Linked DNA regions of Mus musculus: all the other regions are linked to region 4. A link is a contact called in ENCODE POLR2A ChIA-PET data. All regions are on one chromosome and are shown on one strand. The core of a region is the stretch at or near the end of the contact, and the rest is flanking DNA. Distances in the headings are between cores, read along the strand shown.

What was found. ChIA-PET counts read pairs that join two places held with the same protein, here RNA polymerase II (POLR2A).
Region 1: POLR2A ChIA-PET joins it to region 4 with 14 read pairs in Patski. The contact joins the promoter of Mlycd here to the promoter of Mbtps1 in region 4. POLR2A ChIA-PET finds 5 or more read pairs at or near these places in 2 of 5 experiments (Patski and embryonic stem cell).
Region 2: POLR2A ChIA-PET joins it to region 4 with 15 read pairs in Patski. The contact joins the enhancer-like site here to the promoter of Mbtps1 in region 4. POLR2A ChIA-PET finds 5 or more read pairs at or near these places in 3 of 5 experiments (Patski and embryonic stem cell).
Region 3: POLR2A ChIA-PET joins it to region 4 with 17 read pairs in embryonic stem cell. The contact joins the promoter of Hsbp1 here to the promoter of Mbtps1 in region 4. POLR2A ChIA-PET finds 5 or more read pairs at or near these places in 3 of 5 experiments (Patski and embryonic stem cell).

The regions. Positions count from the first base shown.
Region 1 is chr8:119,392,406-119,399,240 of GRCm38, reverse strand. Mlycd (malonyl-CoA decarboxylase) reads right to left here and starts at 4,347. Exons shown (of 5, transcript NM_019966.3): 1 at 3,771-4,347. The coding sequence starts at 4,295.
Region 2 is chr8:119,410,530-119,418,006 of GRCm38, reverse strand. It overlaps Mlycd (malonyl-CoA decarboxylase), which reads right to left. Exons shown (of 5, transcript NM_019966.3): 5 at 6,905-7,477. Gm32006 (a long non-coding RNA gene) reads left to right here. Exons shown (of 4, transcript XR_001778664.2): 4 at 2,129-2,903. Among named protein-coding and RNA genes, the nearest start is that of Gm46053, 6.8 kb to the right of the region's middle. Within about 2 kb of position 5,191, at least 1 of the 3 ENCODE cell types and tissues checked has a DNase peak (open chromatin) inside an H3K27ac peak, as active enhancers do.
Region 3 is chr8:119,340,668-119,347,191 of GRCm38, reverse strand. It overlaps Hsbp1 (heat shock factor binding protein 1), which reads right to left and starts at 2,654. Exons shown (of 4, transcript NM_024219.1): 1 at 2,572-2,654; 2 at 2,190-2,256; 3 at 1,459-1,579. The coding sequence starts at 2,616. The coding sequence ends at 1,461.
Region 4 is chr8:119,557,250-119,563,923 of GRCm38, reverse strand. Mbtps1 (membrane-bound transcription factor peptidase, site 1) reads left to right here and starts at 5,163. Exons shown (of 23, transcript NM_001167910.1): 1 at 5,163-5,278. Hsdl1 (hydroxysteroid dehydrogenase like 1) reads left to right here. Exons shown (of 5, transcript NM_175185.5): 5 at 1-1,946.

The DNA.
Region 1 (6,835 bases), core at 3,098-5,597, 160 kb after region 4:
CCTTCCTCCTGTGCCTGCTTGGTGCATTTGCTGCAGTGCCCATGGAGGCTGCTCTTTTCTTAGCAGAAAGCATCTTCTGAGATGCTTGGCTCTCTAGAGTAGACATTTTTTGGGTATGATTTGTCTTGCACAGAAGCCCAGAGCTAGGAGGGAGGGGAAGTTACTGCCAGGGAAGAAGGGTGAGCTAGAGAGAGTACCCTTCTAGCCATGGGGCTAGGGAGGGGTACTTGATGAACTGGAACCTCTGTCCCTATCAAACAAAACACAACCACCCCCAACCCCCCCTTTGGTCTAACACACACACACACACAAAAGCACAAAACTAATACAGAACTTATACAACATAGAATTGCTAGCGCACTCAGGAGGGACTCCACTGGCTAGCAGGCAGAGAGGCTGTGCTAGCACAAGCATGGTGGCTGTGTTGGGGGGTGGGCAGTCTCCTTCCTCCTCCGGCTCTCAGGGCGACAAGGGTCACTACCTCCAATTTTACTATGAATCCGATGCCCAAACTGCCTGTCCAGAGTCCTGGGGTTCTAACCACCAACTTTGGTCTGGTGCCTGGCACCCACGAAACGCTTCCTTTCGCTGCATTTTTACTATAAGACATGTAATTGATAACCACATCGGCTGCTGCAAGTGTGTAGAGAAAACTCCAAAGCCTGCCAACTCCACCCGATGGGTACTTCCCCTGGCACCCTCCCATACCCACAGATACAGCCTCAGGCAGGAACCACCATGCCAGGTGTGTATGTGTGTGGAGCAGAACCTGGCTATCCACCTCTGTTGAGGACCCAGCTCCTGCTAGGAGTCCCTCTTTGGCTGACATTGAGTATTACCTTGTACACTGCTCCCTGGTCACCAAAGGGCATATTAGCGATGCAACTACACACAGGAGCCCAAGCCCCACTAACGGCTCAGATCGGATCTGGCGCCTCTTTAAGCCCGAAGCCCCCAGTGCCCATCTCCAGAAAGATCACCAAGCCGAGCAAGCAAAGAGCCTTTGAACCTGGCGGCTGATTTTCCTTTAAACAACGTTGTTTAACCTGTAACCCAGGGGAGCCTCTCCCGGCACAGTGACACTGCATTTAGGGTTTTATATTAGTCCCCACACTGAATAATCCACTCATGTTCTCTTTTCTATGGGGTGCCATTTTGGTGCTATGTAGCCCAGGCTGGCTTCTTACTGTGTCACTGGCCTGGGGCTCCCCTGAGACCAGCATCAGCTCACCTCAGTGCTGCGCCCAAGAGTCCCATGGAGTTAGGAACTTAGCTAAGCATCATCGCAGCCACGCCGCAGCCGACAAGAGCAGACTCATCTCCTCACTCAGAACAGCTTCTACTACTGTGTCACTTCATGGGAAACACATGAAGCCAGCATGTGTTTGGGGGCTGCCATGTGTCACATTTATTCTAAAGTGATGGCACCACCTAGGGTTCAACACACAGAGACATGAACCCGTATGACGGGAGACCTTGGGAGCATGCTCAGAAACCAAGTATCCAGACAACACAAAGGTCACGTGTGTGTGTGTGTGTGTGTGTGTGTGTGTGTGTGTGTGTGTGGTGTCAGGCAATCTGTCTACTGGTAGCTCTGAGATCTGGGGACACTGAGCAGTGAGCACATTCCTGTCCCACTTAGCTTCAGTTGTCAACGTGACACACTTTGGAAGAGGGAAACTCCACAGAGGCGCTCCTCTATAGGACAGCCTGGGGGAAGCATTTTCTGGACTGATGACTGACATGAGAGGGCCCAGTCCACTGTGGGTGGTGCTACCTCTTAGCAGGTTGGGCCTGGGCAGTATTAACAAAGGTAGCAGAGCAGGCCAGTGAGCAGCATCCCTCCATGGTCTCTGCCTCAGTTCCTGTCTCCAGGATCCTGCCTTGGCTTCCTCCATGATGGTCTGTAATATGGAAGCCAAGTCAACACTTTTCTCCCTAAGTTGCTTTGGTCAGAATGTTCTGTCACAGCAAAGGAAAGCAAACTGAGATACTTCCTAAAAAAAGCACAGCATTTAAGAAGGTCCTGGGAGTTAGGTAGCAGTGGTACACGCCTTTAATGCAGCACTCAGGAGGCAGAGGCAGGAAGATCTCTCCGCTTGAGGCCTGCCTGGCTTACAGAGTAAGTTCCAGGATAGCCAGGACTACATAGAGAAACCCTGTCTCAAACAAACAAGGTCCTAAGGGACTACACAGTCAGCTTTAAAGCCTTGTGAGCAAAACTGGTATTTCTGTCCTCACCTGAGTGGCCTTGTCAACACAGGTACCTGCACACTAAACTCACAGGACACCTACAGTGACACCTGCTGGGTGTGCTGTGCTGATAATGGGGAGCCTGTGCCTGTATAAGGCAGAGGAGACTTGTGGGTAGGGCGTAGTCTGTACCTTATACTTCAGTTTGCTGTGATCCTAAAACTGCTGTAAACATGGTCTGTCTTGTAAAAGAGACTGTGCAGGGCTGAAGAAATAACTCAGTCAATTAGGAGCTTTCCTGAATTTGATCCCTGGTACTAGTGATTTAAAAGTGGTGGGGGTGGGGTGGGAGGTTGCCAGAGATACTGTTCAAAGTAAGAGCACTGACTGGTCTTGCAGAGGAACTGGGTTTGGGTCCCAGCATCCACAGGGCAGCTTTCAACCGGCTGTAATTCCAGTTCCAGAGGATATGATACACTTTTCTGGCCTAGGTAGGCACTGCATGCATCTGTATACAGGCAAGCAGAACACTGGTATATATAATCTTTAAAAGAAAGGCCACTATATTTAGTGACACACTTTGTTTGCTGGCATTGGGAAGATGGGACAGGAATATTTCTGGGGCTTACTGAGCAGTTTACCTAATCTAACTGGTGAGTCTCAAGTCTCAGTGAGAGACCCTGACTCATATTAATCCCTTAACTACACCAAGGGTTAAGCAATCAAAATGAGAAGTCTGTAAACCTGCACATAGCAGTGCAAAGGAGCCTGGATCAGGGGATGTATATCTGAAGTCTTGGACAGCTCATCACCTCAGCGTGTCATGTCCTTCACTCTAAAGGAGATAGGTGTCAACCGAAAGGACAGAATGGAAGTAAAAATGGCCATGCCTGTTTCAAGCAGGTCAGGAAAAAAGCAGATGAGGCTTTGAACACTGGGGACTTCTGAAATGGTGATATCATTGTGTATGAACTCAGGGTCAATGCTCCTCTTTATTGAATATTAATGGCTGGCAGCTATGCTAGACAATCCTTTGGGTCTCAGCTATATACACCTCCGTTATCTGTACGCTACATGATATCGCTGGGTAAGCTGCTGACTAGCACAGGTACTAAAAAGTCAACTTAGGATCACTGCGTCTGGGGCTGGGGGTTTGGAATCAAATCTCTTGTCCAAAGTCAGATTGCAGAAAGAGGACTGGAGGCTTTAGAGACCCAGGCGGTGGTGACCTTGACTTTTGGCCATGTTTGTGCATTTCGTGTAACCTGTTAGGGTGATGGACGTTCGTGGGAGGTGCCCAAACTTTGCCCAAAGCCGTGTTCCATCCTTGTTCAAGAACAGCGCAGTTAAAACTAGAGCTATTTTGGAGTAAGCGCAATGGGTGTCACACCCGACAGTGACCCCCGAGGATAGTGCTACGAACCACGCAGTAAGCACCGTGGTATCTGAGGCCGGCGAGGTGGCTGCAGGGGCATGGGTAAGGGTCTGGGGAGTGGGGAGTGGGAAGTGGGCAGGGCCCCGGGGCGGTGGCGGGGGGCGGCGGCCCCGGGGTCGCGGTGGCCCGGGCGGGGCCTTACCCGGACGTGCGGCCCCTCCACCAGCTTGAGGGCCTGCGCCTCCAGCAGATCGGCCCGCAGCTGCACCAAGAAGCGCACGCCGCCGTCCAGCTTGCTGATGTGATGGAAGAGGCCGCGATACCGCGGCACGAGCGCGTAGCGCAACCGGTCCTCCGCCTGCAGCAGCACGGCCGCCTCGCGCGCCTGCTGGCGCAGCTGCAGCACCCCGGCGCTCTGCTCGGCCACCTGGCCGTGGTCCACGCCGAAGCCCTGAGCCAGGCGGCCGAGCAGCTCGGCGCGCTGGGACGCCTCGGCCAGGCCGCCGTAGAAGCTCACGAAGTCGGCGCACTGGCCCTCGGCGGGCGCCGGCGTCTTCTCGCGCAGCTCGTAGGCCGGCGTCGGGGGCACGGCTCGCCGCAGCAGCTCGTCCATGGCGCTGGCCGCGAGCCCGCCGCACAGCCGACGTCCCCGGGGCCCCGGAGGCCGCGGCGGGGACCGCAGTGGGAGCAGGCGCCGAGCCCTCAAGCCTGGCCCGAGGCCTCGCATGACAGCTCCGCGACAGCTGCTAGCGGGAGACGCCACTGGAGAGCGGGCCTCTGCCTCGCTTCCGGCTCCGGCTTCCGGTTTCTCGCCGGCCCCATTGGCCGAGGCCGGACGGCGGACGGAGACATTGGCCAATCGGGGGGTAGAACGGCGGGGGAGGGGCGAGGTGGCTTTCTCAGGCCGGAGGCCAAGTGCAGCCAAAGGTCCCCGGAACCCGGTAGCCCCGGGGCACCTGACTCGCCCTCTTGGCTTGCATCCTTACACCTGTTCTGAGAGTCACCGCCTCAGTCCCTTTCCCCACTACGCACGCGCTTCTCTTGATCTGAGAGCTTGACATCTCAGCTCTTCCCGGGACCGTGCTATGCACGCAGCCTCCTGTGCTAGGGTTCGGATCTAGCGTAGGTGAGGAGCTGAGAAATTTAAGGTTGCATGCTGGACTAGGTCTCCTAGGAATGGGGATGGCTCATTTGATAAAGTGATTGAGAACTTGAGTTCATATCCAGAACCCATGGGAAAACGCTTGTAGTCCTAGCTCAGGGAGGTGGACAAGAGCCAGCCAGTCCAGATAACAAGGTAAGTCTAGGTCAGCCAGAGACCCTATCTCCAAACCAACCAAACAAAAAGTATGCGGGTAGCGCCATCACTCGAGGTGTCTTCTGGCTTCCAGAACCACACATGTACATACGTGCACCCCCACACGTGTGTACAAGGAAATGTATATGCACATGTACACACCAAGCATGTAATTCTCAGAGTAATTCTCTGACTTGACATTTTGACCCTGTCCCGACCCGCGGACAGTAGAACAGGGTCTCTCCCAACAGACCCTCCCTAGGTACTCTCTGGCTCATGTCAAGAATCCCACCCAGACAGAACTGCTGGAGACCCAGCCCATGCCTCCTGCTGCATCCTAGAGCTTCCGTCTGGTCATGCCGGAAATGGGTATAGGAAGAATCTCTTCCCTACCAGCTTCCTTGCTGGGCCTCATTCATTCATTCATTCATTCATTCTTTCAGTGAAATGATTTTCAATTGTTTGGTGAGTTCCAGGCCCACCCTAGGCTTGCATTTGAAATAGCCCTGCTCATTCTCCTTCAGTTTACCATCTGAGGGAGGGAGTCACATTAAAATAACTGCAAAAAGGAATCAGACTGGTAGAGTAGGCTCTGTATGGATTCAGCTTGATATGATGACAGTCATCTTGGATCCAGACTGTTGTGACTGTCCTAGAGAAACCACAGTTCATTTTTTGGTGCATGGTTTCTCTTCAAACTATCGATAGACCAAATCCCAAGAATGACGTCTGGGACCTTACAACCGGATCCAGGCTCCAACCTGTACCTGGCTCTTTGATAAGAACTTAAGATGGACCACGTGCCTTCCAGCTAGGGGGAAAGTCACTTTATCCTAACTCGAGTCTGTGACTCTCTTTCTGACCCATGTGGTAGGATCCAGTTTGGCTTTGCTGTCTACCAAGACTATACATTTGAGTAAGTTCTCCAATAAACTGTACCCTTCCATTCTTCATCTGCCTCTGTCTTTAGTACCACAGCACCTCAGGCCTGCCCGTGGATGCTGGGACCTGCCCTTTTGGAAGAGTTTGCCATAGTGGGTAGGATATCCAGGAACAGCCTATCATGCGAGAGCAGACACTGGTTATGGACCATGAACAATGCAAGCCACCAGGTCTATTCTTCTAGCTCAAACACATGACTTATAACTCTCCTGCCAGCCGGGTGTGATGGCGCACACCTTTAATCCCAGCACTTGGGAGGCAGAGGCAGGTGGATTTCTGAGTTCAGGCCAGCCTGGTCTACAGAGTGGGTTCCAGGACAGCTGGGACTACACAGAGAAACCCTGTCTCGGAAAAACAAAAATACCCCCAAAACTCTCCTGCCCTGCCCTCCACTGCAGTATCCAAATGTCACCGATTTCAGCCTCTATCTGGCCCACTGCTTCTGTGGCTCCTGTCACACCTCACTAGGATCCACACAGCACTTTTTACACACTCAGGCGTGCTCCCTCGAGCCTACTCTCCACTCTTCCTGCTGAGTGTGTCCCCCCCCCCCACGTTCCTTTATGCATACACGCTGTTCACTTGTTCAGCAGCCGGGCACTCTAGTCTAACACACAGAGCTAGCTTCCAAGTTCTCTCTCTCTCTCCAGCCCATCCAGTCTGTCTGTCTGTCTGTCTGTCTGTCTCTCTCTCTCTCTCTCTCCCTTCCTTTGCATTTTGATGCCTCCAAAGCAGAAAGTGTGAGGAGCGGGTGTGGCAGCAGTCCCAAGATGGCACCCGGGGACTGCAGCTAAGTCTTATGACTTGCACCTGACTTCCTCATACACCTGAAAATAAGCCACGACCATCGTGAGAGCTGCACAGGTGCACCATGATGCTGGCAGTGGAAAAAAGTCCATATTTGGTGGAAACATGCCCCTGCCACCCTGATTGGCTGAAGTTGCGTGCCTGGTGAGGTGGCATGGCCTGCCATGAGTGGTTGGGGGCTGAGAGTATATAAGCAGACCTCCCTGGGCTCCCGGGGTCCC
Region 2 (7,477 bases), core at 3,942-6,441, 150 kb after region 4:
TCTAGCTCACCTTGTAGGACCTACCTGCCTCCTTGAGCTGCTTGTGGGTGACAGGCCGGTTCAGGACTATATAGGACAGAGGCAGGCTTGGAGGGAGATAGGGAAAAAGTGGAGGGGGGGGGGCAGAAGAGGATGTGAGAGCAAGAGGGGACGATGTGGAGCTGGGAGAAGGATGAGAAGAGCAAAAGGAGAGGGAGAAGGAAGAGTGGGGAGGAAGGAAGGGGGAAGAGGAGTTGGGGGGGAGGAAGGGAGGAGAGGACTAAAGGAATGGGCAGAGAAAAGGGAGTGTGAAGATGGAGAAGTATGGGAGGATGGAGAGAGGACTGGGAAGGGGAAGAGAGGAGAGATGGGTGGGAGAGAACAGAAGTGGGGTAAAGAGGGAAAAGGGAAGGAATGAGGGGGCATAGGCAAGGGGGGAAGAGTGGGAAAGGAGGGGAGGGGAAAAGAAAAGGGAGGGAAGGAAGAAGAGGAAGATGAGCAGGAAGTGTGGAGGGAGGAAGGAAGGAAGCAGAAGTAGTAGGAGAGAAAGGAGAGAGGAGGGAAGGGAGGAGGGTTAGGAGCAGGGGAAGAAAAGGGAAGGGGGAAGAGTTGGAATGGAAAGAGGTGGGAAAGGGAGGAGTGGGGGTAAATGAAGAGAATAGGAGGGGAGAGGGAGGGAAGGGAGGAGGGAAGGGAGGAGTGGGAACAATGAGGAGGAAATGAAAGGAGGGAGGGAGGATGTAGGAGGGAGGAGGGAGGATATTAGAGGAGGGAGAGGGAGAGTGGGAGTGGGAGGGTGTGGGAGAGGAGGGAGGGTGTGAGAGGAGAAAAGGGAGAGGGAGGGTGTGGGAGAGGAGGGAGGGTGTGAGAGGAGAAAAGGGAGAGGGAGGGTGTGGGAGAGGAGGGAGGGTGTGAGAGGAGAAAAGGGAGAGGGAGGGTGTGGGAGAGGAGGGAGGGTGTGAAAGAGGAGAGAGGAGGGAGGTTGTGGGAGATGAGAGAAGGTGTGGGAGAGGTGGTAGGGGGAGGGTGTGAGAGAGGAGGAGAGAAGAGGAAGGGGTGGGAGAGGAAGGAGGTGAGGGTAAAGGAGAGGAGGGAGGAGGGAGGGTGTAGAAGAGAAAGAGGTAGCAGGAAGGGTGAGAGAGGAGGGAGGGTGTGAGAGAGGAGGAGGGAAGGAGGGAGGGTGTGAAAGAGGAGATGTGAGAGGAGGAGGGAGGAGGCAAGTGTGGGAGAGAACGTGGGAGAAGGGAGGGTGTGTGAGAGAAAGTGGGAGGAGGGTGTGAGAGAAGGCTGAGGAAGAGGAGCTGTGATGAGGGAAGGTGTGGGAGGGGATATGGGAGGAGAGATGATTTGGGGGAGAGGAGACTGGAGGAAGGATGGTGTGCTGGAGAGAAGATGGGAGGAGAGAGAGGAGGAGTGATAGGGGAGGGAAGAATGGGGACCAGATGGGAGAGGAGGGAGGACTGGGAGGAGGGAGAGTGGAGTGTGGCGGGCTGTTAGTGGGGGATGGTTGGGAAGGGGCCTGGGGGGAAGTATCCTCAGAGGCTGGGGCTGCGTGTGGCCTCATAGCTCATTGCCCCTTGGTAAGCCAGGGAGAGGCTCTACTCTCCTGCTCTGCTGTCTTGGGGTCCTTAGCCTCCCTGAGGCCAGGGGAGTCTGGGGGTAAGGGGGTGGGGACAGGTGCCAGCTGAGCGCCTGGGCACCCCTGGCAGCACCTGGGGACAACAGGCTGCTGTGCCTAGCAGTGGCTCAGGAGGAAGACCGTTTGATAGTGTTTTCTGAGGTGCCTGGGCTCCAGCTAGCAGGTGGAGGAGTGGGGAAGAGGAGGTTCCAATGTGACAGCCTGCAGGCTACCTCCAGGATTTCAGGGAAGGGGATTTGGAGAGTCACCCACCTTGGGAGTGCACTGGAGCCAATGGATGGTGCTCGGATCTGCAGGACTCTAATGGGACCTCCCCAGAGAGGGGGATGTCACCATGACTCTACCCTACAGTCTGGCACAGGCAGGGACCCCAGGCTGCTGTGGTGTCTGCCTCTAGGCTGACCTGGCCCAGGTCTACTGCACTGCATGGCAGCCTGGGGTCTCCAGCTGCTGCTGAAGCTTCCCCCAAGAACACTTTAGATTTGCAGTGAGCAAAGGAGCTGTTCTTAGGGTACATTGGAGGTGTGAGGCCAGGAACAGGAGCACACCAGGATGAAGGAGCACACCAGGATGAAGGAGCACACCAGGATGAAGGAGCACACCAGGATGAAGGAGCACACCAGGATGAAGGAGCACACCAGGATGAAGGAGCACACCAGGATGAAGGAGCACACCAGGATGAAGGAGCACAGGCCCTACTTGTCAAGCCTGCTGACTTGGGCTGCTCAGGCTTCTGGTCTTTCAGCCCGGACAGGGGGTAACTGTTCTCTGGGGATGGAGCTGTGAACGAGGCAAGAACTCAGTTCACAACAGAGCCAACAGAACTCAGAGAGGCACGAGGCACCAGCCCAAGTACTGCCTAAGAAAGAGGGATGGGGACCCAGGTGGTGCCGAGCTGCGGTGGTCCTTCGGGTGCTATAAACGCTCAGATCACCCCGTCTCCTGTAACTCCACGTCTGTGCTCCCAAGAGGAAGAGCATCAAGCTCAGTGCTCCGTGAGGCTGGATGTGGATGGATTCTGTCTGGTCCTCTCCGGCCTGGGGGGACATCAGAGCACAGGCTGGTGAGCCGGCCCTGTGGGTGAAGACAGTTCACCTACCCGATGGCCTGAACTGACTTCCACAGGTGTCCTCCGATCTGACTGCTACCCCTGTGCTCTGTCTGCATCCTCTCCTGGTAACTAAAACTATCATTAAAACCCTTTTAAAAGCTGTCATCGTTTTCTAATGGCAGAAGACACTGATTTTCTCATCTAGAGGTTAGGAAAAAAATGGCTTTCTTATGAGACTGGCTTTCTTCTTCATCTGAATCCTGCTATCTAAGGAGCACACTGTTCAGTAGCCTGTGTGTGTGTGCTCTCCCCCTGAATACGTATCCGTTACGACCTCTCACTAGTTCTTCCCTGGGGAAGATCAAGATGAAGACAACCCATTCACCCCCACACCAAGTACTACTTTGGCTATCCAGCCCACGCAGCTCTAGGTTTCACACCACGCATAGGATAAGAATATTAAGCTGGATGACCTCTGCTCTTGTATGCATACAAGATAGATAGATCTCATGTGGAATACATGAACATCTGCTCTAGATGTTATTGAAGGACCAGCTGCATCTGAGCTCTATTTTATTGGAAGGCTAGCACAGGAAAGACGGGCTCTTTCTATCACAAAAGCTATTGGACATTTCAAAGAGCAAGGTTAAACCGTTCAAGAACACTGACCGCAAGTTGATAGAAGCCTGTCGCTGGCTAACTGACATTAAATAGGTTAAAAGTAATGTTTCTTCCTACAAATTTCTCCTGTAGGTGAGGTCATGGCCCAGCTAGGATGTGCTGGAAAATGTGCATAGAAGGGTAGGCAGCAAGCAAGCAGATCAGGGCTCACAGGATGGCTCAGCCGAGGCTCGCCGCCTGGTTTCTATCCCTGGGAGCCACATAGAAGGAGACAAGTGACTTCTGCAAGTTGTCCTCTGACCTCACAAATGCCATGGCATCTGAGTGTCCCCACACATGCATAGATGGAAAAATACATAAAGGACAAAGCACACCAATCACGGAAGCAAATGGAAGATATGAATCGCTCTGAAAAGTCTTGCTCCTGATCTATTCAAAACAAAACAAAACAAAACAAAAGATTCCCTGGAAAATTAATGCAACAGGACCCACGGCAGAATTCAAATAAAATACATTCTAGTCTCTCTCCCTTAAAACCACAAAGCTGCAAACCTGGGCTGCACTGTGACGTATATCCACAGGTTGCAAGATTCACAGATAGTGGACATGGCTTTGTCCAAAGGCTCCTTGGAGGCCAGTGAGCTCTGGCTGAGATAAAGCATAGGCACACAGCTGGGACACCCTGCTCTGCTCTGTATCTTCTGGGCTTCTGCCAAGGGTCCTGCTGGCCATAGGTGTATTTCCTCTTGAGCCAGCCTAGGATTCACTCCAAGCCTCCTGCTCAGAAGCACTCGGGGGTCTGCCTCGGTTGGCAGCAGCACGACCTTGGCTTTAGCCTTTGTTTCACAAACTGTAAAATGCGGGAGCTGCTCAGGCTTGGCCAACCTTGGTGCGATGCTTCGTATGTTTTCTAATGCGTGTACTCACGCTGCCCTTGTAGCTGTGCAGTGACACATCATGTGTGCATGTGGCGGCCAGAAGCTGACGAGCATCTTTCACTGTCCCTCCACCTTATCTTCTGAGGTCTCTCTGAACTTACTGACTGGATAGGCAGCTGACTGGTGAGCTACAGGGAATCCTGGGGTCTCTGCCTGCCCAGTGCTAGGGTTATAGGTGTGTGTCATCAGGCCTCACTTTTATGTGGGCCATGGGGGTCCAAATTCAGGTCCACATGTCTACATGGCAGGCACTTTAGCCATGGAGCCAAATTTTCTATCCCCTCACCCTTTTCTGAGAGAAAAAGCAACAAGAACTTATTAATACCATTGCTTTCAGTCACCTGGTTTTCAGTCTTGGATTACATTCAAGGACATGAAATACTTAATCCTTACGCTCAGAGGTGATGTGAAAACTCTAACAGTGACTACCCAAGGCTGATGCCAGGCACCTGGCCACCAGTGCGTTTGGATTTGGGTCTGTGATCCTGGATCAGGCCTGAACATCAGTTCAGTCAACCTGAATGAGATCCACGGAAGGGAGAGGGGAGGGACCCTCTGAACCCGTAGAGAGCCACTGTTGGGAAAGCCGACCAGCGCTGGGAGAGCCAAGGAGCTTTGGGAGGAGGGAGAGTGGCAGCTCCATGTCCCCAGCTCTGTATCCCTAGCTCTATGAACCCCTAGTTTCTGTTCTTCCACAGTTCTGCGGTCCCTGTGAGCTCCACGCCCTCCCCAGCTCCGAATCCCTCTCCAGCTCTGTGCCTCTCACTAGCTCAGTGTTCTGGAAACCTGGAGTTGGTCTGTGTGGGCCGATGTGGGTCTGGGTAGATGGTTTTCGCCGGCGAGGGAGAAGCTCCTAACCAAACCCCACTCCTACGCACCCTTTGGAGAAGGCACTCGAGTCGCAGCAGTGCCACCTGGTGGCGGTGAGGAGGACAGCACCTACTATGATCAGGTAGCCTGGGAAGGGGCCAGAGCTGTCTACCACAGGGGCTGTGTTCATTCCATCCCCGTCTTCCCACCAACCCTCATTTCATTTAGATCCCCTAAAGCCCTGGGGTGGGGGGCACGCCAGGAACATCACTCAGGATGGAAGTGGACATTTTCCACCACAAAATGTCTGCAGATGTGGGAAGTGGCCCAGTGACCAAGAAGGGAAGTGTGATTACTGAGAAGTGCTTTAGAATCAGCAAGAGCTTCCTGTGACAGGTCTCAGTAAGGACCAGAGCTCCACCCGGGGCCCTCCAAGGTTAAGGTTAGGGCCATGGTGGGATGTGAACAGGTCGGAAGAATACACACCAAAGGGAAGCTGAGGTTTGGGCAGTGACTGGAGGGCTGGCGGCAGGTTGAGGACACGGTGGAAGGGCTCGAGGGACACACTGTGAAGGGTGGTCAGCAAGCTGATGCAGACAGTAGTTAGGCAGCATGAGGGTGCCCTGCAGAGCAGATGCAGAGAAGATGCCCCACTCCCAGCTGCTCCCAAGGGCCCGCTGCAGCAGGGCCTGCTCTTTGGCTGAGTGTTTCTGTAAGCTGAAGCTAAACCAAGATAGCCACACAGTGCTAAAGACTTAACAATGCGGAGCAACAGCACCTCCTGACTGTGGAAAGCTGGAACATCGCAGATCAGAGGCAAACCGTCCTTGCCTTTAATCTGACTGCAGCATGTTCAATGCAGTTCCTAGGTTTGACCTAGTAACCTTGTGACTATCCAAACCTTTAACATGTATTAAGAAATATCATTACATTTTCATTTTTTATTTGTGTGTGTGCTCTGACACATATGTGGAGGTCAGGGGACAATGTGTGGGAGCAGATTCTATTAGGTAGGTCCTAGACGCAGGTTCTGATAACCTCGGTGCCTGGAGTTGTTGTCTTGCCCTAAATGCTTTATAACTACCAGTTCCCACTGATCAAGAAGGCAAGAATGGTTTCAGCACCCGGACCACTCTCATCAGGTTTCCTGCATTGCTGGAGTGTGTTTGGCAAGTTGCTTTATGACTTAGCTCTATAATAAATTCACATACGAACACTTTCAGGGCGGTGGTGTATTCAGGGCAACCTGAGGCCATGTCCCTTGGGCCATAGACACATCTGGCTCAAGTATAAACAGTCTTTAATTCTCGCCTTTGAGGTGAAAGCTGTTTTCTGTTGACATTTCTACCTAGGCCAGGGTTGAGCCTGGGATCATAGAGTCCAGTCAACCTAGGGAGGCCACCCTGGGAAGTTCTAGAAGATGCTATCAGGAAAGACAGGGGACAAGCATGTCCAACCGAGAGTAGCACTGTTCCTGCTGATGTGTGATATGCTCACAGATGTGCGTGTACAAATGTGGATGCACACACGGATATACTTACTACATGTGCTCCAGGTCACAAGCATACCTGCCAATGCAACCCAAGTGTAGCCAAGCCCTTCTCACAGCTGTGTGGACATGCGGAGACACACACTGCCACATATACATACACACATAGCCACACACACAGCCACACACACATATATACACACACACATACATAACCACACACAGCCACATCCACCTCTCCCCTGCTCTTTATCCTGCACCTATGATTTCATCCACTGTCCCTGGTGGGCTGGCTGGGGAACATGACACCACAAACACATCAGAGCAGAGCTGAGCCTTGCTGGGACGCTAATCTTGAAGAAAAGTACACAGTGAAGTAGACTTAAAGGTGTACAGTGAACAATCATGTTTAATGCTTACAGAACAAATCTGTTCTTTACCGTTCAGTTCATTATGAACTGGGATCTCATTTAAACCCTGTAAGCCAACTCTGGCCTCAAGCAGCAGCAGCATCCCTGAGGTGCCAAACACACCCTGTGCACGGCACAAACTCTCTCTAGTCTGAGCTTTAAGCTGCGGTATTAGCCACAGTACAGATCTTAGTCCTCTCCCAAATAGAGAGAACATGACTGTCAGCTCTTCATACTCCAAAAGGTCTGTGCTCTGGGCTGTGTCCTGGGTGGCCTGTGGTGGCATCTGTAGAGCTTTCTGAAGGCACAGGCTGTGGGGGAGCAGCACAGTGGGATCCCCGGAACCCCAGCACCCAGTCCGCCACCGCCTCCTAGCAGTGAGTGGGCCACCACAGTGACAGCCAAGGTGTGGCCTCCTGAGTGCCTGCTGAGGTCAGAGGACAGCACCGCTGTGGCCTCCCTGAAAAGGATTCTGTGGTAAGTAAGCCTGGCCCATCAGAACACAGCCTCCTTTCTAAGAAGGGGCCCAAGCTTTGGGAA
Region 3 (6,524 bases), core at 1,405-3,904, 210 kb after region 4:
GTTCTAGGCCAACAAGGCAGGGTTGCATAAGATTACGTCTCAAGAAAAAAACAAAAAAGTGCCTCTCCCCCAACAAGCACAGGTGCAGGCTACAAGAAGAAATTCACCTCAGTAGGTGGTTTTAGAGTAAAGGCGTCAAGTTTACAGTAAAAATCACACACACGCACATCTCTAGGACTTAAGATATCTATGCTCATGAAGGTGGCTTGAGTTCTCCACTATTTCCAAAAACAAAGCAATGAGCTATTTCAGTGGTAAGGGCAGGGCACCAAAACCACATGCCCCAAACTGCCATCATCCAGTGGTCCTCAGTGAGCAGCTTACCGGATAGACATGTGTCCGAGTCCCACGTATGTCCATGCAGGGCCTAGGGTTCGAGTGAGGCCCAACACAAACTGTTAACGTACTTAAAATGAAACCGTCATGGGACGGACAAGGCTCATCAATTGAGAGCACTTTTGCTCTTGGAGAGGACCTAGGTTTGGTTCCCAGCACCCATGTGGTGGCAAGTGCTGCCTGTAACTCCAGTTCCAGGAGAACCGATGCCTTCTTCTGGCCTCCCATGGCATGAGGAACATATGCAGGTAAAACACTCATATGTAAATAAGTCTTTTAACAAAAGTCAATTTCAGGGCTGGTGAGCTGGCTCAGAGGTTAAGAGCACTGACTGCTCTTCCAGAGGTCCTGAGTTCAAATCCCAGAAACCACACGGTGGCTCACAACCATCTGTAATGGGATCTGATGCCCTCTTCTGGTGTGTCTGAAGAGAGTGACAGCGTACATGAATGAAAGAAAGAAATAAAGAAAGAAAGAAAGAAAGGAAGGAAGGAAGGAAAAATCAATCTCATTTTTTTTTTTTTTTTTTTTTTTTTTTTGGTTTTTCGAGATTGGGTTTCTCTGTGTAGCCCTGGCTGTCCTGGAGCTCACTTTGTAGACCAGGCTGGCCTCGAACTCTGAAATCTGCCTGCCTCTGCCTCCCAAGTGCTGGGATTAGGTGGGAATTTCATAGCTGACATCGTGCTATGAGGAAAAAGATTGGCACATGCCTGGCACTGATACAGTAAGTTTGAAGTAATACAACTCGGAAATGTGAAATCTACCCAAGGAACTAGTTTGGCATGGAACATTTCTTTTCTTTTTAAAGATTTATTTATTTTACGTATATGAGTACGCTGTAGCTGTACAGATGGTTGTGAGCCTTCACGTGGTTGTTGGGAATTGAATTTAGGACCTGTGCTCGCTCAGGTCGGCCTGAAGATTTATTATTATAGATAAGTACACTGTAGCTGTCTACAGACTCACCAGAAGAGGGCGTCAGATCTCACTTCGGGTGGTATTTCAAAAACTTGGGAGTTCACCGGTGGGGAGGAGAGAGGTCTCCTGATAACCGATCAACGACACCCCCCCACCCCGTCGCACTGACGGGCGTTTTACGCTGAGGTAACCCCCCCCCCTCACCTTCAACTCTTCTGGGCAGTAGGAATCTTGTTTTCAGGGTCCAGTTCTTCTACTCCAGCCTGGGTCATGAGGTCAGCGATATTCTTCTCCAGGTCGTCAATCCGACTGCTCATGTCATCTAGTGGCACAGTTAAAGAGCCCGCACGGCAGCATCACCTCACCTCGGCCTCTCCCCCCCAGGCCCCCGCCCACTGGTTTAAACAGCTGCTTCCCCAGTTTCATCTGGCTACAGTGACAGCCTGGCGGTCGGGGTTCGGGGGGACTGGGGTGAGTTTTCTTCCCTACACCTCCAACTCTAGAAGTACTCCCAGACAACGGTTACCATGCAAACCCCTTTACTGGTGTTCTGGAGGGGCACCAACAAGGGCTTGGGGTAGGTCTCGCTGTGTCTCTGGCTCTTGGCACAGTCCTCCACGGGAACACAATATAGCCAAGATCAGGAAAGACACTTCTAAGTGGGGACGGGGAAAAGGCTCGGCCGTTAAGAGCACGCGAGGCTCCTGCAGAGGGCACGAGTGTACTGGGCAGTTCACAACCGCCTGTTACTCCAGCTCCAGGGGATCCAACGCCTCTGGTCTCAGTCACTCCCAGTACCCCCTTATACATATAATTAAAAATAATAAACCCTTTGTAAAAAAAAAGGCAATTTCTAAATGACTAACTGAAATCTGTTTGTAAACCACCCCGCTCACCCCCACAGTTAAGAAACTGCCTCCAAATCAAAAGGATATTCCTTCCGATGATCTGGTCTGACATGATCTGAAACTTGTCTTGCATCTGCTGCAAGAGCGTCTCCACCTAAGAGAAACCAGGACAAGTCAGCCGATCCCAACCTATGCCGAGACCCCCTTCCTGGGACCGGCGTTGGGGAGCCGAGGACGCAGGCATGAAGGGGGGGTGGGGTGGTGGTGGTTCCCGGCTGGAGTGTGAGGCCTTCAGCAAGGGCCTGCCAGCTCGGATCGGTGTCCCTGCGGGTCAGGTCCGGAGGGTCCGGGTCGGGGCCGACCGGAGGGCGAGCCCCGCAGGTGCGCGGGCCGAGGCCGCTGGCCACACCCCACGCCAGGGCCGAGAGCGGCCCCGGGGTGTCCAGGCCCATATGAGGCTGCCGCTTACCACCAAGGTGATGTCCTGCATGGTCTTGGGGTCCGTCTCGGCCATCTCCCCGGTGCCCAGCTTGGCGGCGATGTCTCGGAACCGTCACCTACACTTCGGTTTCTCGGCGCAGACGCCCACAAGCCGACAGTTCTCGCGACTACACGGTCACGGGACCGCGAGGCATTGTGGGTGTTGTAGTTTCTGCCACGCACCGGAAGGTCCTAGGAGGCTTCAGATTGTCCTGCCTGCGGATAAGCTACGCCCCCCAGTTCTTAGCTCCGCCTTCATCTTCCGCCCAGTTCCACCCTGAAGGCTGAACCGAGAGGAAGAGGAGGAGAAAACGCCGGAAATGGACCAAAATTGTGGGGATTAGCGTTGGCTTCTTCCATGGATGTAGTTAGGCACTCAGGCCTTGCAAGGCGAAGCCGGTGACGAGCTTGCTTCAAAGTCTGACACTGTGAGTTCAATCTCTGTGATCCACATGTTGGAAGCAGAAACTCGATTCCCACAAATTGTGTGTGCACTGCTGTGACATGCATGCATACACACATAAACATACACACAAAATAAGAAAGTGTTCTGTTACTACTAAAAAACATTAGGGGGCTGGAGAGATGGCTCAGCGGTTAAGAGCACTCACTGCTCTTCCAGAGGACCCGGGTTCTATTCCCAGCACCCACAGGGTAGCTCACAACTCCAAATCTAGGAGACCCAACAACCTCACACAGACAAAACACAGTGCAGGCAGTGGAGGAGGCTGGGATAGAATATCGTGGTCATTTGAATACAAATGGCCCCATAGGCCCATAGGGACTGGCCCTATTAGGAGGTTTGGCCTTGTTGGAGTAGGTGTGACCTTGTTGGAGGAGGTGTGTCACTAGGAGGCGGACTTTGGGGTTTCAGAAGTTCAAGCCTGGCCAGTGTCCTGCTGTGTGTGGATCCAGATGTAGAACTCTCAGCTCCTCTTCCAGCACCATGTCTGCCTGCACATGCCATGCTTCCTGTCATGATGATAGTGGACTAGTCCTCTGAACTGTAAGCCAGCCCCAGTTAAATATTTTCTTTTATGAGAGTTGTTGTGGGTATGGTGTCTCTTCACAGCAATAGATGTCCTAACTAAGACAGATCCAATTCTTTACATTTATGGACTGGAGTGGGGGTGTCTCTGAGTCTAGCAAACCAGTGAAGGTACGCGGCGTTAGGATATAAGGTCCGATTGTTCCACCCTACCTTGGGGCTGTTATAGGGAGTTGGGCAGCTTAAGGAAGACTCTAGACAGGGCAGGAGGAGTGGCTGATCCCCTCTGCAGAGCCAACACCGGCCAGAGTTCTCCATGTTCCTACGTTACAGTGAATTGTACAGGCACATGGATGGCTACAGGCCAGGAGACAGTTTAGTAAAGGAGAGAAACAGGGAACTCCAGCGTCCACCAGACCCAGGCTGAGGCCCAGCTTCAAAAGGGACCAGGTCTGTGACCTTCCCTAAGTTATTTACTTACCGTGTGTTCTTCTTCAGCAGCATCTGGGAAAGTTTTCAAAATTCTGCTTTCTGTTGAGTGAGGACCCCAACTTCCAGTCCCACAGAATGGCCCCTGACTATTTGTCTGCAACTGACACACAAGCTTGGTCTCAGGACTGTGTTTTGGGGTGAGGGTGGGGTAACTGCAGTTTGTTTAGCTGAAGGAAGACTAAGTCTTATTAGCATTGGTAACTAAGGTGGGTCAGGCCTGGCCAGGGAGATAGATGTGTGGTTCAGCTGTCTTCCCCAGTTGTCATCTGACCACATCCTCCCCAGCCCCCTCTCCCTCTCCCCCAACCTCAATTCACACGGAGGACTCCCTTCCCATGGTAGACAAGCAAAGCGATTGTGTGTGTGTGCACGCACGTGTGTGCATGTGTCCAGGAATACAGGCACCCTCAGAATCCAGAAGAGGGTGTTGGGTCCCTGGAGCTGGAGTTACAGACAATTGTGAGCAGCCCAGTATGGGTGCTGGGAATCAGACTCAGGTCCTCTCAACTGTGAGCCATTTTTCCAGCCTCTGCCTCCTCCCCTCTTTCCTTCCTAGGACACTGGCAGTTGTTGGCTTTGTTTGTTTGAATTTTTCTTCATCTAAACTGCAAACTTGACCCTCCTGAGTGATAGATTAATTTTCTTCTTATACTTAAGGACAGATGTGATTTCTGGTGTGTTAAGTCTCTCTTCTCTTCTCTTTCTCTTCTCTTCTCTTCTCTTCTCTTCTCTTCTCTTCTCTTCTCTTCTCTTCTCTTTTTGAGACAGGGTTTCTCTGTGTAGCCCTGGCTGTCCAGGAACTCACTCTGTAGACCAGGCTGGCCTCGAACTCAGAAACCCACCTGCCTCTGCCTCCCAAGTGCTGGGATTAAAAGCGTGCAGCACCACTGCCTGGCCACAAAAACCCTCTCTACACTTAGGGCTGTTGCCCTCTTTGTGGGAGGCTGATAGGGAGCACACATGAGTTTTGTTCTGTTAATGAAGCTGCTGTGCATATATGCAGAGACCTGGATTAATTTTAAGTTGTAATTCCCATCTCTGTGTTCGGGACAACTTGGGTTTACAAGCGCTTGCTTTGATGGCTTTTGGTTCATGCTGGGCCATTCTTCATACTTCTGTCTTGCATTTAAATAAAGGAGGACCCTAGTGTGTAGATTTTTTTTTTCTTCTTCTTCAGTAATAGGGATTGAACCCTACAGGTTTCGATATGACAGGTAAGTTCTGTATCTGTCACTGAGCTATATTCCCCGTCGTCTTTTTAAAAAATTACATTTGCTTAGGTTTTTATTTTACTTTATGTATATGGATATTTTGTATGCATATATGTCTGTGGCACCTCCCACATGCCTGGTGCCTGTGGAGGCCAGAAGATGGTGTCAGATCCTCTCTCTCTCTCTCTCTCTCTCTCTCTCTCTCTCTCTCTCTGTGTGTGTGTGTGTGTGTGTCTTCTTGCTCAGGGAGGCAAGAGGTGCTGGATTTCTGGGGAGCTGGAATTGCAGGTGGTTGTGAGTGGTGTGAGACTCAGGTCCTCTGTGGGAACATTATGCTTTCTTAATGGGGAGCTGTCTTTCCAGCCCTCTGGGTGTATCTCTGAGGGAGTGTCATAGGGTTAACAAGAAGGATGACCCACCTTGATTGTGGGTCCAGGACTGAATAATCAGGAGAAAGTGAACTGAGCTTTGTAGTCATCGCTCTCTGCTTCCTGACTGTGGATGCCATGTGACCAGCTGCCTCAAGCTCCTGCTGCTGTGCACCCCCCACTGTGATGAACTGTACCCTCAAACTGGGAACCCAAAGAATTCCTTTGTCCTCTGAGCTTCTTTTGTTGGCTAGTTTATCTTAGTAACAAGACAGGTAGCTGATACACAGGAAGTGAGGGCTCATCTTCCCAGTACCTAGGGTGGCTCCTGCCCTTTCACAGGGCATCCCTAACCTCTCCAGGTTTCCCCAACCTGCTATGTCATCCCTCTTTCTCCCAGAGGATGACTTTATGTTCTAAGGAGAAAATCACCCATAGAAGATAAAGGCTCTTGATCACAGCCCCGACCTCATCTTTGCCATCACGGGCTCCTCAGGGAATGCAGGGCTTTGCACAGTTGGGGTAGAGGTCTGCCAACCAATCAGTCAGCCAGCTAACCAATCAATAAGCCTACCACCTAGCCACCCACCCATCCAACCAGCCAATCACCCAACAAGCCAGCCAGTCAGCCAGCCAACCAACCAATAAACCACCCACTAACCAACCAACCAACCAACCAATCAACCAACCAACTAATCAACCAACCAACCAACCAACCAGCTGAACCCAGAGAAAAACCCAGAATAAAATGGAGGAGGAAGTGGAGGAGGAGGAGGAAAGGGGGGAGGGGGAAGAAGAAGAAGAGGAAGGAAGCAAGCAGCAGCTGTCACTAATAGTAAATCCAGATGCCCCTCCTGTTTCACCTTCCTGAGTGCTGAGATCA
Region 4 (6,674 bases), core at 3,914-6,413:
CCATCCTTCATGAGGCCGACTGTTACGTCTGTGAGCAAACCTCAGGGACCACATGGTTGGCCCAGGGCGCATGGCCATGAAGCCTGAGGACAGAACGGGCTGCTTCCTCAACACTTGGAGCGTGACCAGCTCGCTCCTGTATTGTCCGTCTTGTGCTGGTCTTTTTCTTTTTCTTTCTTTCTTTTTTTTTTTTTTTTGAGAAGTCACCTGTTTTCCTTTTACAGGTGACTGATTATAGTATTGGCTTTCAAGATGTTCCTCAGGCTGGGCGTGGGGGCTCACGCCTTTAATGCCAGCACTTGGGAGCTTGAGACAGGCCTGGGCTACATAGTGAGTTCCAGGCCAGCCAGGGACATGCAGTTAAACCTGTCCTTGAAAAAAAAATTAATGTTCATCAGGAAGACAACAGAAAAGTGTTATTTTCAAACTGTGAACTGGGAGTGCAGGTGTTAACAGTAGACATGTGTCATGCTGCATAGCTCCATGGGGGGTGTCTGTGTGTACACACTGCCTTTCCCTAAGGTCCCTTAGAACCATGTGTGTGCTGTGTGTCTGGGTGAAGTTATCGATAAGACTTTACAGTAGACTCTGCCAAGACGAGGTTATGAGGGAGCCCTTCCCAGAGTAAACGCCTGGGCTACTCCCTTTCATGTGCTGAAAGACTTTCAGGCTCTACGCTGTGTGGGCTTGCCATGTCCTACGACATTGTTTCTTTGAGTACTTTTGTCTTTCCCACTCTGTAGGTGGGTTTTGTTGCTAGGCTGGGACACATAATAGGTTGTCTTTGGATGTACCTAAGTGGTGGTTCCTCACTGAGTCCGTGTTCTATCTGACCCCCTTCAGAGCTTGTTAGAGCTGGCTTTCATACACTTTTCTATGTAATCCAATTTCTCCCCAGGAGCGTTGTTGATAAAATCATCACGTGTTTGTGGAATAGTGGTTGAAATATGGGCAGCTTTTGTGCGTGGTATAAGGTAGTTATTGAAGTGATGTTAGCTCGTTTTTAGCCTGTGTGATGAATGTGTACATTGTAGGGAATGCTTTTATTAGCGTGAGGGTCCTTTACGTATATCCCACAATATGGGGGCACACTGAAACTTAGTGGCTTTCGTTGGTTTATAAAACCAACCTCTTGGGAGGGTCTCATACCCAGCACGTGGAAGCTTGGAAGTCATGGCAGCTTGTGCAGAGTGGAGGATGTGGCGTTGCCCCTTGTGGTGCTGCGCTGTGCCTGGGAAGTGAGAATGAGCGGCACGCTGGGACTTGGATGGAGTTGCTTTAGTGACATCCCATCACCTGTAGGCCCAAGTGCACTTTGCCCAGGACATCAGATGTGCCATTTTAAGTTGTGACTCAGATCTAGATCAGTGTCTTCATGTCCTCAGATCATGGGCAGACTACCATGCTTGGAGACAGAGGAGGAGGAGCCTCGGCGGGGACGGCTACCTTACTGCTGAGAACCTTCGTGCATGTGATAGGCGGCAGTACCTCCACCTGAGACCTAATCACGCATGGTGATTAGGGAGGAAGGCAGGAGACTGAGGGGTTCAAGGCCAGCATGGGCTATATAGTGAAACTCTGGTTCAGGAAACAAAAACAGCAGCAGAGACGCACTGTCCGCTCTGTGTAAGGTCCTGTGGCCCAGTATTCAGACTTGTCTATCAAGTGCGGAGTCCTTGCTCCATGATGAGGAGTCAGTGATGTTCTCTCAGCAGGACTCAGCTAGAACTCGGAGCACAGTGATCCGTGGCTGCAGCAGAAGACTCGAATCAGGCACCTTTAGGCTTCCTAGCTCTCATAGGCAGACCCTCTCTGCTGAGCTAGTCTGCCTGCCCACTGTGGACATGGCTTTTTACCAAGGAAGGAGGAACTCGGAACCTTTGTAACTCATCCTGTGAATCAGAACGTAACAATAAAAGCATCACTGTTTCCTTCAGGTCCCGCCACCAGAGGGTCTTTTTCTTTCTTTCTTTTTTCCCTACAGATATTATGAGCAGAAGTTGACCAATCAACACCCATGGTTGTCATTGGTAAAACAACAGGGTGCACACCGTTGTGCCTACTGCCTACTGGGCACCCGAGTCCCTCGTCCTCTGGCTGAGTGGCTGAGGATGGGCTGTGCACTTGGTGGTGTGGATATGGAGGGACGGCTCAGCAGGAACTGCTGCAACTGTACAGCGGGTACAGAGGCCAGGTGTGGTAGGCTTTAGAGAGTGTGGATATGGAGGGACGGCTCAGCAGGAACTGCTGCAACTGTACAGCGGGTACAGAGGCCAGGTGTGGTAGGCTTTAGAGAGTGTGGATATGGTGGGACGGCTCAGCAGGAACTGCTGCAACTGTACAGCGGGTACAGAGGCCAGGTGTGGTAGGCTTTAGAGAGTGTGGATATGGAGGGACGGCTCAGCAGGAACTGCTGCAACTGTACAGCGGCGGGTACAGAGGCCAGGTGTGGTAGGCTTTAGAGAGTGTGGATATGGAGGGACGGCTCAGCAGGAACTGCTGCAACTGTACAGCGGGTACAGAGGCCAGGTGTGGTAGGCTTTAGAGAGTGTGGATATGGTGGGACGGCTCAGCAGGAACTGCTGCAACTGTACAGGGGGTACAGAGGCCAGGTGTGGTAGGCTTTAGAGAGTGAGAAGGAACGGAGTCCTTATCAGTTCTTTCCTTCTGAGGTGTGTTTCTTAGGCTAATTGTATGTATGCACGAATGTATGTATGTATGTATGCATGCATGTATGTTTGGCTGTGGGAGCTTGTACGCATGCACCACATGCATGCAGGTGCTGTTGGAACTAGAGGTACAGATGGCTATGAGCTACCATGTGGGCAGAGGGGATCAAACCTGGGTCCTCTATGAGAATAACTTGTGTTCTTCACTACTGAGTCATCATCTCTCCAGACCCCTTTTATTGGTCTATTTTTTTTTGGTATTTATTCATCTATGTGAGTGTCTGCCACATGTGCAGAAGAGAGTCAGAGATCCCTGCAGTTCCAGGTGGTCGTGAGCTACCTGAGGGAGTTCTGGGAACTGCACTTATTAGGTCTTCTGGAAGAGCAGTAAGTGCCCTTAACCACTGAACTAAACCTCTCTAGCCCCCATCAGCCATTTTCATTTTGCTTACTTCCGTGATGTAAAACCTCTCCCTGTTTGGGAACCGGAGGATTGGTGATGGTTCCTCAGTCTTGATGACCTCTGCCCTCAGCCTCTGCTCCTCTCTACCCACAGTGAGCTTGGCACAGTCCCTGACTCAGGACTGACCATGCCTCCTATGTGCTTTGAGTTTTGATGTGTTTGTGGACAGTGACAGCAAGCCTCCCTCTGGCAGCCCCGTGGTCACATGGTTACTACAGAGTTATCCCTTGATGTCTGAGGGGAGCAGTTCTGGGAGCCCCATGATCAACAAAATCTACAGATGCTTAAGTCCCCTGGATCAAACGAAATAGCATTTGTATGTGACTGCACGGGTCCTCTGTACACTGAGGTCCTCCCTATATAACACACATCGCTACAGAACCACGGTGATAAAATTCCTAAGTTTGGTTGTTTGAAGTGGGAGATTTACAACGGAAAGTAATTGCTCTAGTTATTCTGAGACAGCCCCTAGGCAGCTGTTAGCCAGGGTCAGCATGTGCGCTTGGCAGAATATTGCTCTTCCTGATACGAGAACCTGGACTTAATGAGGACCGGGATTCAATGGTGTTGTGACCCAGTACCCGCTTTGAACTTTCTAACAGAGGCATGGTCTTTGATACGGGAGTGTTCCTAATGGCCGGGGGTGTCTCCATTTGTCCTGTCCCTAATCAGTGGTGATCTTAACAGAAACCCAGAAAACCAAAACTTTAATTACATTTGTGGTAAAGCCATCTCTTTCCTACAGTCTGGTTAGTCCACTACTCAGCTCTGAGCACTCCTTTAGCTAAAGTCTACTGTATGCAGGCTTAATGGGTCCTTTATGACATCAACTTATTGCTCCCAGCTTCTCCTGAGCCAGCAAGGGTCTTCTAATTACTGGGCTTCAGGCATCTGAAGGACAGAAGACCTTGGGGAGAGTGTGGCGAATCAGCAGGGAGACATCAGGCCAAGAGCAAGATTCAAGTCTCAGGGCAGAGAGTGGGCAGGCAATGGGGTTGCCACAGCGAGTTTCCGGAATGATGGGTTATCCATAGGATTCTGGAACCTGGGAATAAATGCGGTCTATCCTTTTCAATGTGTGGGGCTACTGTCTCAGAACCGCCCTTTTAAAATCTCGTTTGTATGTCTGTGTAGGATTATGTATAGGCGTGCAGGTGCCCTCAGAGGCCAAAAACCTGATCCCTCCGAAGCTGAAGTTACAGTGAGCAGGTTCTGGGATGGAAACTTGGCTCCTATACAAGAGTACTGTCCCCTCTTACATGCACTCTTCTGACTGAACACCTGAGGGAAAACACAAGAGTGCTGCACAAGGTCCCCTCCATACCCTGACCTAAATCCTGGGTCCGGATCCCCTTTTCTTGAGTTTGCTCGGCTGGAGGTCCCAATGCAAAACCCAGTTTCCATACCAGGTTTGGCAGCCAAGGTGAGCTTATGAGCCTAGGACTCAGGGTTTGTCTCCTCCATCCTGTTTGCTTCAGTCACAGTCCCCGAGCACACTTAGGTTGTGCCAGGGCCAAGAGTGATCGATCCAGCTCAGTACTAAGGCTGAGAATGGGCCCGTTCTACAGGTGGCTAAATTGCTCAAGTGCGTTTTACCAGACGAAATTCACCTTGATCCTGTTTGTTCCAAATGGTAAATAGTTGGTGTTACAAACGTCCTGTTTCTCAAGATGCTGATGCACCCTCCTGGCAGCAGTAATAAACTGGGGCCATGGGAGTAGTTCAGGAGAACACATAGATTGGATAGGCGCCGTCCCACTTCAGCCGCGCAAAGGTGCTCGCACCCTTCCTGAGTTTCCAGGCCAGGAAACCTGGAGAAACCTAAACCACCAGGGTTCCCTATATATACCCAGAGAGGGCGATTTGGCCTCGCCCTCGGCTCCGCCCCTTCCCGACCCCTCCCCCAAGACCGCAAATGTCGCGAGAGCTCCGCACAGCCTCTCGCCTCGGTGCCGGGCCGTCAGGAGCGCGCACGCAGGTCGCGGGCGCGCAGAGCACGCCGGGCCGTCGTAACCCCCCCACGCCCCAGCGGCGTGGTCTCGCGAGACTTGCGAGTAAACATCCCCCGAATGGAGACCCGAGGCGTGTTCGCGGCGGAGCCGCCGTTCTCCCGGGTCCGCCGACCCCGAGCCTGAGGCGGACGCAGGTACGTTTGCCGGCGGCGGCCGAGAGCCGGACGCGCCCTAGGCTCAGCCGTCCGCTGCCCGCGCGGGGGCCGCCGGCTACCGCAGCTGCTTCCCCAGAAATTGGCCCGGAGCGGCGGCGGCGGCTGCGGCGGCCTGGCCTGCGCCTGCGCGCCGCGGTGCGCAAGCGCCGTTCGCCTCCGCAGGGCCCTGCGGTCGCGAGCCCCGGGGAACCGAGCTGCAGCTCAGTGCACATCGCGGCTCGGACTCGCATTTGCTGTAGGTGTTTTTGAGTGGCGCTTTGAAGGGACGGGAGGAGCACTTGAAGATTTCATTCTGGGATCAGCCTCGCTAGCAACCCCTAGGTTTGGAGGCGAATGAAAAAGCCGGACAGAGAAAAGCATAAAAATCTGCAAAACTAGTCGGGGGGGGAAAAAGTTAATATTTAAGACAAGGTCTGAGTAGCTCAAGCTGGCTTTGAACTCCTGATCCTCACGTCTCTGCCTGGCGCTGGGATTAAAGACGTACAGCGCCACACCACTTACCGTTATTTTTTAAACGCAAGACCGTGATTTCTATAAAGTGTCCTATGTATCACAGGGTCACTTGTATTAAGTGGTCCCGCCCTGTGACTTTGTGTCATCTTGCGGAGCAGTTCAGTCGGCACCACAGCCCGCTTTGAGAACCACTCCCCAGACTCCCGGTACCCTGCTGTGGTTAGAACCGATTTTTAGTCTGCTATTTTAGTCACCGATGGACCTGTCTCCTTAGGTTTGCTTTTTGGGAATAGTGGGTCAAGAGTCGCATGTGGCCTTTGGTGTCTTGTTTCCAGAATTCATCTATGTTGTTGCATAAACCAGTACCTTTTTTTATGGTTGTAGCGTAAGTCAGTATTTCATCTTTTACGGCTGAATGATAGTCCGTTGTTTAATAGCCCACAGTTACCCCTATTCATGTGGAATACCTTTTGCCAAGGTCTTATCTTGCAGTATGTGACACATTTGGCCACAGAGCTAATTTTTTGTGGACTTTTTGGTTTTTGTTTTTGTTTTGAGTGTAAGGGTGAAGTGGCTACTGGAACCTGCACTTTTGCTCATTAGGACTCTCCTGCAGTCTCTAAACACCCCTTATAACCAACAATTTGCTGTTACTATCTAAAAAGTGATGCGGTGTTGGCAGGCCTCCCCCTCGCCCCTCGGGAATGAAGGAGCATGTTTTCTGGTCAGATCTTGTTCATTCTTGGTGCTGTCATATGCTTTATTCTCTGACTCAGTTCTCTCTCCGATGGTCGGCAATCTTTGGACTAGGAGGACCAAAAGGGAAGTCTGTGTGTGTGTGTGTGTGTGTGTGTGTGTGTGTGTGCGCGCGCTTCCTTGATCACACTCCACCTGATTTTTTTTTTTTTTTTTTTTGAGACAG